Regions from separate parts of the Homo sapiens genome. Here all the other regions are linked to region 3. A link is a loop called in an ENCODE intact Hi-C map of the cell type or tissue named here. Cell type or tissue: PC-9. All regions are shown on one strand.

Evidence for each region. Peaks named below come from ENCODE experiments on the same cell type or tissue, not always from the same donor. Only the 100,000 strongest peaks of a DNase experiment are listed, where the experiment ranks them.
Region 1: a loop joins it to region 3, with 4 times the contacts of the local background. A loop is called at or near these places in 1 of 110 quality-filtered maps.
Region 2: a loop joins it to region 3, with 6 times the contacts of the local background. A loop is called at or near these places in 1 of 110 quality-filtered maps.

What each region holds. Positions count from the first base shown.
Region 1 is chr2:28,408,319-28,410,818 of GRCh38, forward strand. FOSL2 (FOS like 2, AP-1 transcription factor subunit) reads left to right here. Exons shown (of 4, transcript NM_005253.4): 3 at 441-548. Among named protein-coding and RNA genes, the nearest start is that of FOSL2-AS1, 15 kb to the left of the region's middle. RefSeq lists an enhancer at 1,155-1,234. In PC-9, no CTCF peak of the experiment used is centred here; a DNase peak (open chromatin) is centred at 1,143; H3K27ac peaks cover 367 bases.
Region 2 is chr2:28,435,546-28,438,045 of GRCh38, forward strand. No RefSeq gene overlaps it. Among named protein-coding and RNA genes, the nearest start is that of FOSL2-AS1, 42 kb to the left of the region's middle. In PC-9, no CTCF peak of the experiment used is centred here; DNase peaks (open chromatin) are centred at 1,376, 1,756 and 2,126; H3K4me3 peaks cover 431 bases; H3K27ac peaks cover 2,500 bases.
Region 3 is chr2:28,507,349-28,509,848 of GRCh38, forward strand. All of the region lies in intron 1 of PLB1 (phospholipase B1), which reads left to right. Among named protein-coding and RNA genes, the nearest start is that of PLB1, 13 kb to the left of the region's middle. In PC-9, no CTCF peak of the experiment used is centred here; DNase peaks (open chromatin) are centred at 653 and 1,153; H3K27ac peaks cover 588 bases.

The sequences.
Region 1 (2,500 bases), 99 kb before region 3:
GGGAGGAGAAATTAGCCAGGGTTTGGAAGAAGCTGCTTAAGTGGGTGGGGCCACGCCTGGCTGGCAGGAGGGGACTCTTGGAGAAGCATCCCCAGCTCCTTCTCTCTGGCCTGAGCACTGAATCAGGGCTGATGTGATAGGTGCTGCCATCATGCCTGGGCCAGTGAATCTCTGACCCATTGCTGTCCTGTTTAAACATGGACTTTAAACTTGGACATCACCTTCCGGGGCAGATTCAGCTCAAAAGAGCCCTCCCAGGCAGCCAGACATCAGGGATCCACATGTTCTGGGGCCTCTGAGTCCAGCCATGCTCCTCTTGCCCTTCCTTCTCCTTTCTCCATTTCCAGAAGGGCTTCTTGCCTTACTTAAAATACAGTTTTTAAAAAATACTGTGAACCATTGTCTCTGTTCTAACCATGATCCTTGGCTTTGGCCTCTAGCTGTCTCCTGAAGAGGAGGAGAAGCGTCGCATCCGGCGGGAGAGGAACAAGCTGGCTGCAGCCAAGTGCCGGAACCGACGCCGGGAGCTGACAGAGAAGCTGCAGGCGGTGAGGAACTCTGCGTAGGGTGGGAGCACCTCTGGGTGGGCTGGAGTGAGAGCCCCGGGGGTCCTGATCCTCTCTCCCACAGCTGTCTCCTTACCCACAAATGCCCTACAGATGAGTCAGTGGAGATAGAGCTTTCCTTCCTTTGGACACATGGGTCAGCATTGTGTTGATTGAAAAGAGAGAGAGAGAGGGAGGTGGCGTTTAGCACCAGCCAGGGCCCAGAGGGAAGAAATGAACAACCTTCTGTGGGGGTGCTAGCCACGGTTTTTACGCAGCACCTGAGTGTTCTCTGCTCACAGAACTGTGGGGGCTCCTGGGTGAGGGATGATGGAGGGTGGGAGCCAGGGCAGGTCCAGACCTGCCCCATCCAGGGCTGCTTCCCGAGGTTCCAGCCACTCCCATGCCTGCCGCCATCAGGAGTGGCCCAGCCTGGCCTAAGCACTCTGGGTTGGGCCAGGGAGAAGTCTTGATGGAGATAGGTCACGTGGCAGCAGGGTTGTATTTTCTTGGGGTTTTCTCATTTCCTTTATGGGCAGGCGGGTTCCCCACCTCTATCATGAACTCAGAGCTGTGGCCATGGTACCGCGTGCTGCTCTTGTGAGTCACTCTCCCGTGCCGCCTAATTGCCCAGACCTGGGGACCCGCAGCCCTGCCCTTCCCTCTGTTAAGCTTGACCTGACCAACGTCACGTAACTCCCTTCAGAGCCTGGCCCTGCAGGAAGGGCCGTGTGCTGTGTGGAGGAAGCCCCGAGCCAGGGTTGACTCTCCCCAGTGGAATGCTTTCAGAGTGAGGAGATGAGAGAGACTCTGTCAGTGGTCCTCACAGTGACTGCCCAGGATGGGGCTTTGGAAAACATCCCCTCACACTTTTTTTGTTATTATAATTTTTTTGAGATGGAGTTTCGCTCTTGTCGCCCAGGCTGGAGTGCAGTGGGACGATCTCAGCTCACTGCAACCTCTGCCTCTTGGGTTCAAGCCATTCTCCTGCCTCAGCCTCCCAACTAGCGGGGATTACAGGTGCCTGCCACCATGCCCGGCTAATTTTTGTATTTTTAATAGAGACAGGGTTTCACCATGTTGGCTAGGCTGGTCTCGAACTCCTGACCTCGGGTGATCTGCCTGCCTTGGCCTCTCAGAGTGCTGGGATTACAGGCGTGAGCCACCACGCCTGGCCCATCCCCTCACTTGAGTTAATGTTTCCAGGTACCATCCACCCACTTAGGCTTGTCTTTCTCTGTCCTGCAGCCCTCACTCTGGGGTGTTGAATGAATTGAATTGCGTGAATTCTGTGATGCCTGTAGTAATGGCCCTCGGAGGTGTTAGAGCCGGGGAGGATGAGTGGGAATTCTTCATTCCCAGGTGAGGCAGATCCACAATCCACTTCCTCAGCGGGCCCTCCCACCACTAACCTTTCTGTGATTGGCACTTCAAGGAGCTGTGCCCCATGTGGCGCTCCTCACCACCCGCCCCGGAATAGCCCTGCCCCCTGAGGCTCCTCTACTTTCCTTCCCTCCTCCCAGAGGCCTCACACCCTACTCCCCTGCCTCCCCCACCTCCCCCGCCCTCTGACCCAGCCACCCAGGCCCCTGAGCCACATCCTCCACAGGAAGCCTCTCAGAAGCTCATGACGTTCGTCAGACCCTTGAGACAGACGGAAACTGTTTTTCACTCCGGAATATGCTGTCCTCTGCTGAACGAAGCCCTTGCCCGTATGTCCTCACTGATGAACAGGAATCCATGTTAGGGAAAACGTGGGGAGGAGGCTGGTGACACACACCTCTTCCCCTCCCACAGCGGCCCCTCCACGTGCACTTGCTCGCTTCTGCTTCTCTGGCTGGGGATGAAAGAAGGGGGCTGAGGTCCTTGCGGGGTGACCCTGGCATCCTCACAGGCCCTCTCGGGCTGTCACGTTACTTCTGTGTCAAGCGTGGTGGCTGAACCAAATGTTCTCT
Region 2 (2,500 bases), 72 kb before region 3:
TAGGGAAGGTTTTCCCTGAGTTTCTGACCCACTACAGAGAGGCCATCCTTCTCTGTGGGCCCACATGTGGGCCCAGGACAACAGTGGAATGGATCTCTGGGCCCTTTTGACTGTAGACCACATAGCCTCGCTAGCTGGGAGGGACTCAGCCCACTGTCTGGGTGCTGGTGGAGCTTTTCTGGGTCCCTAGGGCCTGGAGAGAGGGACTCCATGCTCTGAAGAGAATGCTGTACTTGGAATCTGACCTCCAGACTAGCAGGCCTGTTTCTTTCTACTTCCCAGTTGGGATCTTGTAAGCAAGCTGCTGAAACTCCCTGAGCTTTAGTTTTCTCATCTATGAAATGGAGAAATATCTATTGTCTTTTTATGAGGATCGGATGACATCACTTATGGGAAAATACCTTATAAACCAAAACACAGTCTACAAATGATTAACCAGTCTAAATGGTAAGTGAAGGAGCTTGTGGAGTTTGGAGCTTGGAATTTCTTTGTCCCAAGTCTTGCTGGTGGGTGAATGTCTGGAGCAGAGTTGGTTTTAGGAGGACTTTGGATTCTTCTTCAAGCCTTGTGGATGTTTCCTGGTACCCCGGGGTTCCCCAGTGCAGGGCTCAGACCTGTTCATCCTGCGTGACCCCTGGCCCACATAAGGCCTCTCTGTGAGGGGACTCTAGGTCCAAACCCACAAGATCAAGTTTGGGGTGGAGGTCAGGCAGGTGGAGCCAGACGGGGCCTTCTGTTCTCCTCCCCTCTCAGGTGCCCCAGGGCTGCCAGCCCAGATCTGCACCTGCACAACCTCTGTTCATTGCGGCCCGCCATCACTCCCTGCCCAGCCTTTAATTTAGACAGAGGTGAATTCTAATCCCCTAATTAGAATGGACTTTAATGAGAGGAGCAATGGAGGGATCGGGAGTCGGGGAACCCAGACTAATGACAGTGGAGGAACTCTGAAGTGAGAGGATCTCTTTTAATCCAACCCCCTCATTGAACAGATGAGGCCCCAGGAGTGGGCAGAGGCCGGGCTAGCTGGTTCCCCTGGAGTCTCCTGTCTGAGCCAGGGCTCTCCCCTGCAGCCTGCTGCTTCTCGTGGTCTCTCTGTGCAGACTCCTAGCCTTCAAGCCTGCGGTCGTGGCTCTAGCCTGGCTCTCTGGATGGGCCGAGTCCCGTGACCGGGTGGGGATGGCCGCAGCCCTCGCCCTCCTGGAATCACAGGAGCAGGAAGGGCAGGAGCCTCCATAAATAGCAGCGTGTTGCCACCTGCCCAACCCCAATCCGGTTCATCCTGACTTAGCAGAAGCACTCGTGAGATGTCCTCCCAGGCAGGGATGGGCCAGGCAGCCTGTGCTTCCTCATGCCACACGGTGCCCCGAGGGTGGGAGTGCTGCAAACAAAGGGCATCCTGCCAAAGGGCCTTGGAGCGGGCAGGTAGTGCGGCAGCCCCTGAGGAGGAAGGAGAGCGAGGTCTGGATTTTCTGGGGGTGGGTGGTGTGAGCTAAGGTGGGGGGCAGGCAGCTTGTTTCAGGCAGGGCACAGGCCCACCCCGAGGTGGCAGCGTGGATCCCAGGGTGGGGGTGGGGGGAGGCGGGCAGCCGCACAGGCCGGCAGGGTCCTCTGCCCAGGTGTGGGGAAGGTGCTGGGCTATGCCTGGCAGCCTCCTCTCTCTCCATCTCCAACTGCCCTGTCCTCTCTGCCTGGGCTCCCAGCTATAAAGCAGGAACAAGCCTCATCCCTTACCTGCCTGAGGGGACATTGAGCAGGAGTGAGATAATGTCTGCTGCAGCTCAGCCTTCCACTGAACGAGGCAGTCTCTAGACGGAGTCTAATTTTACTGCCTAGAGCTCAGCCAGCTCCCTCTGGGGGCCCCTTGCTGCTCCCTGGCCCCTTCTGCAGGATCCACAGGCCCAACCTTGGCTTGGCTGTGGGAGGATCCCGAGGGCCAGCGCCCAGCTCTTGGGCCCGAGGCCTGGGCCTAGATTCATTCTTTCATAGCCCATTGTTCAGGGTTCAAGGAGCCGCCCACCCACCCGCCCCTGGCATTCTGGTTAAACCAGGAGTCTGGGCGGCCAGGCGTGGCCTGGGCCTAATGAGCAGGGTGTGCCCGGAGGAGTTGTTAGGAGCAGGGCGACAGCTGTGGGCAGGTTCCTACCCACCACGTGGGCGGGTGGCTTGCACAACAGCCCCCTGCGCGTTGGCGTGCTGCACGGCATTCTTGCCATGTGTTTATTTTTTAAAAACAAATGCTCAACGTTGGTGGGAGTGGTGAAGATATTTCTAAATGTTTCAAAGACATTGTGTTAACATGTTTTAAACCCCGAAGTCTATTGTCTTAGGAAAGTTGGTGCAAGTCTGTAGGATTTCCACCAGTCACAAAGAAGGCAGAATGCCAAAATCATAACAGGTAACCCCTTCCCCATGATTTTCAAAAGGAGGAATCTTCCAGAGTCACTTGGGGATTATGGGCAGGTGGCCCCACCAGGGCCGTCCTCCATGCCTGGTCTGTGGA
Region 3 (2,500 bases):
AGATTGAGGGGCTGGCATCTGGTGAGGGCCCTCTTGCTGTGCCATCCCATGACAGAAGGCAAAATGGCAAATGAGGGTACGACAGAGACAAAAGGGGCCAAACTCATCCTTTTATAACAAAACCACTCCCACAATAATGACATTAATCCATCTGTGAGGGCAGAACCTAGTCACCTGTTATAGGTCACACCTCCTACCACTGCTACATTGGGGATCAAGTTTCCAACATATGAATTTTGGGGGACACATCCAAACCACAGCAATCCCATGAGGAAGTTGAAGAAAATGTGATGCAAAAGTAAGGCATCCCCTTGTCTGAGGCCAAGGGCAAAACTACAAATAAACTTTGAATATGTAATTTCCTTTTGGGACTGCTTTCCTCCCTTGGGGCACAGGGTGTATGATATTGGATATCTGTGGGCATCAGAGGATGGAGACAGGAGGGTGCACTGGTCTCTGCCTGGAATGAGGTCTGTAATTGGTGGTGTGGTCTCTCTGGGACCATCAGTACAGGACAGAGTATTTAATTATGGTTTGAGACTTTTCAAGCCATCTCGAATGTTTTTTGTAATCAGACTAGAGGTTGTGTCTACCCAAAGGTTGTGACATTGTTGATCCTAAATCATTCTTTGGCCAGCATTCCTGATGGTAAATCTAGAGTGACTAATGGTAATAAGGACAGCTGGAAATACTGATCTACAGACAGGGCAAAACAATAGATTTCTTCTGGAAATTCGGGATAGAAGACAACACATGTAACAAGTCTTTCTATAACCTTCTTTCAAAGAGACTTTGGTCTCAGGGAAAGCGTACTTGACTAGGTTAAGGAGAATCCAGTTCTACACATGGCTCTGTTATACCTTGCTGAATAGCCTTTGGCAGGTTTGCTAGCCTCTCTGGATCTAGTAAACAAGATGATCTTGAAGGCCTGCTCACCTCATCTCCTCTAGAATTCTGAGACATACATTCAGAGGTCAACCCAGCTACCTCAGAAGGGTTCTCTGCTCCCCATTCTCACCTTCCACTGGTGGCAGCACGTGACTGGCCAAGCACCACACTGACAGGACGCTGTGCTAACATCCTATACGCCTTAGAGCACCTGGAATTTTAATGGAGCAGTCAGCCAGGCATGACTCATGGTTTTCTGACTCAGCACCCACAGCTAGTCACATGCAGCACCTGCTCACAGGTCCATGCAGCATCCTACAGTCCCTATAGGTCACATAGGGTGACAGCTTACAGCCACCTTGTGCAGTGCAGCACATAGTCACCCACAGGACCTGCTTATCATTCAAAACCACACAGGAGATGACACTGGCTGACTTGGGCCCTCCCCTTCCAAGCTCACCAGCACAGCTCAGTGCTTAGTGGAGAGCAGTGTGGTCCACACCCTTGCTGGTGTGGTCTGCATGCACTTATGGCCCTCTGAGCCTGTAAAAATGCCAAAAGGGTCATAAACCCTGCCCCTAAGGTCACAGTGAGAGCATTACAACTTTTCAAAGAGCCCAAGAATTTAATGTGCACTGAAGAGTGACCTCAGTGCCACATGAGTTGGCCTTGAAAGTCCTCCCTGATGCCTAGGAGATGCTTCTTCCTTTCATCCAGGGAGACAAGTCACCTCTTCCCTGTGTATGGCCCTCTCTCACTTACACAACCCTTTCCAGTTCTTTGATCCTCATAACGACCTCATGAAGAAGACAGGGAAGCTAGTCCTATTTGCATTTTATAGATGAGGAAGTCAATGTTCAGATAGATTAGATGCTTAATCAAGGTCATGAAATGGCTGTATTCCCTCAAGGAAGGGACAGGGGCTAGAAAATTGCACTCCAGACACATCATAAGTATACGAACATCAAGGAAATCCATAAATTAAGAGAGCATGCCCTGCTTTAATTTTGCTTTTGAAATCACCCCACCCGTATGTGGCCAGCTGTTGGACTAACACACATTGGGTTTCCTTGTAGAGTCAGGCTCTTAACCTTGGAAGCACGTGAACATTACTGGAGGGGCTTTTAAAAACTCTGGTGCCCAGCATACCCATGCCCCACCAGGCCAGTCAAATCTGAGTCTCTGCATTTGGGGGCTAGGTAGCAGGTGATGGGCTGAGAGCCACTGCTTTAGAAGGTAAACCCCTAAGGGAGAAGCACATGTGGTTTTACCTTGTCAAAGCCTGATGTCTCCATGGTGCTTTGTTGGTTCCAGACCCCAGTGGTCACAGCCCTGTCCAACTTGGATGACTGATCTCGGCCAAACCTGTTTCTCAGAGCATACACAAGTGTTTTTTTTCTTGCATTCCCATCAGGATAGAAAAGTGCTTGTTTTTTTCCCCTGACTGCCCTGACTCTGGTGGGAATTTTTCAGAGAGTTCAAAGCCCTTCATATATCCATGGGCTTGATGTCAAAACAACCTTTCAAAAGGGGAGAGTTCCCTTGGGATTCCATGATTGGGGTTTGATGATGCCACAGTGCTTCAATAATTTCTTCCACAGCACCTTGGGGT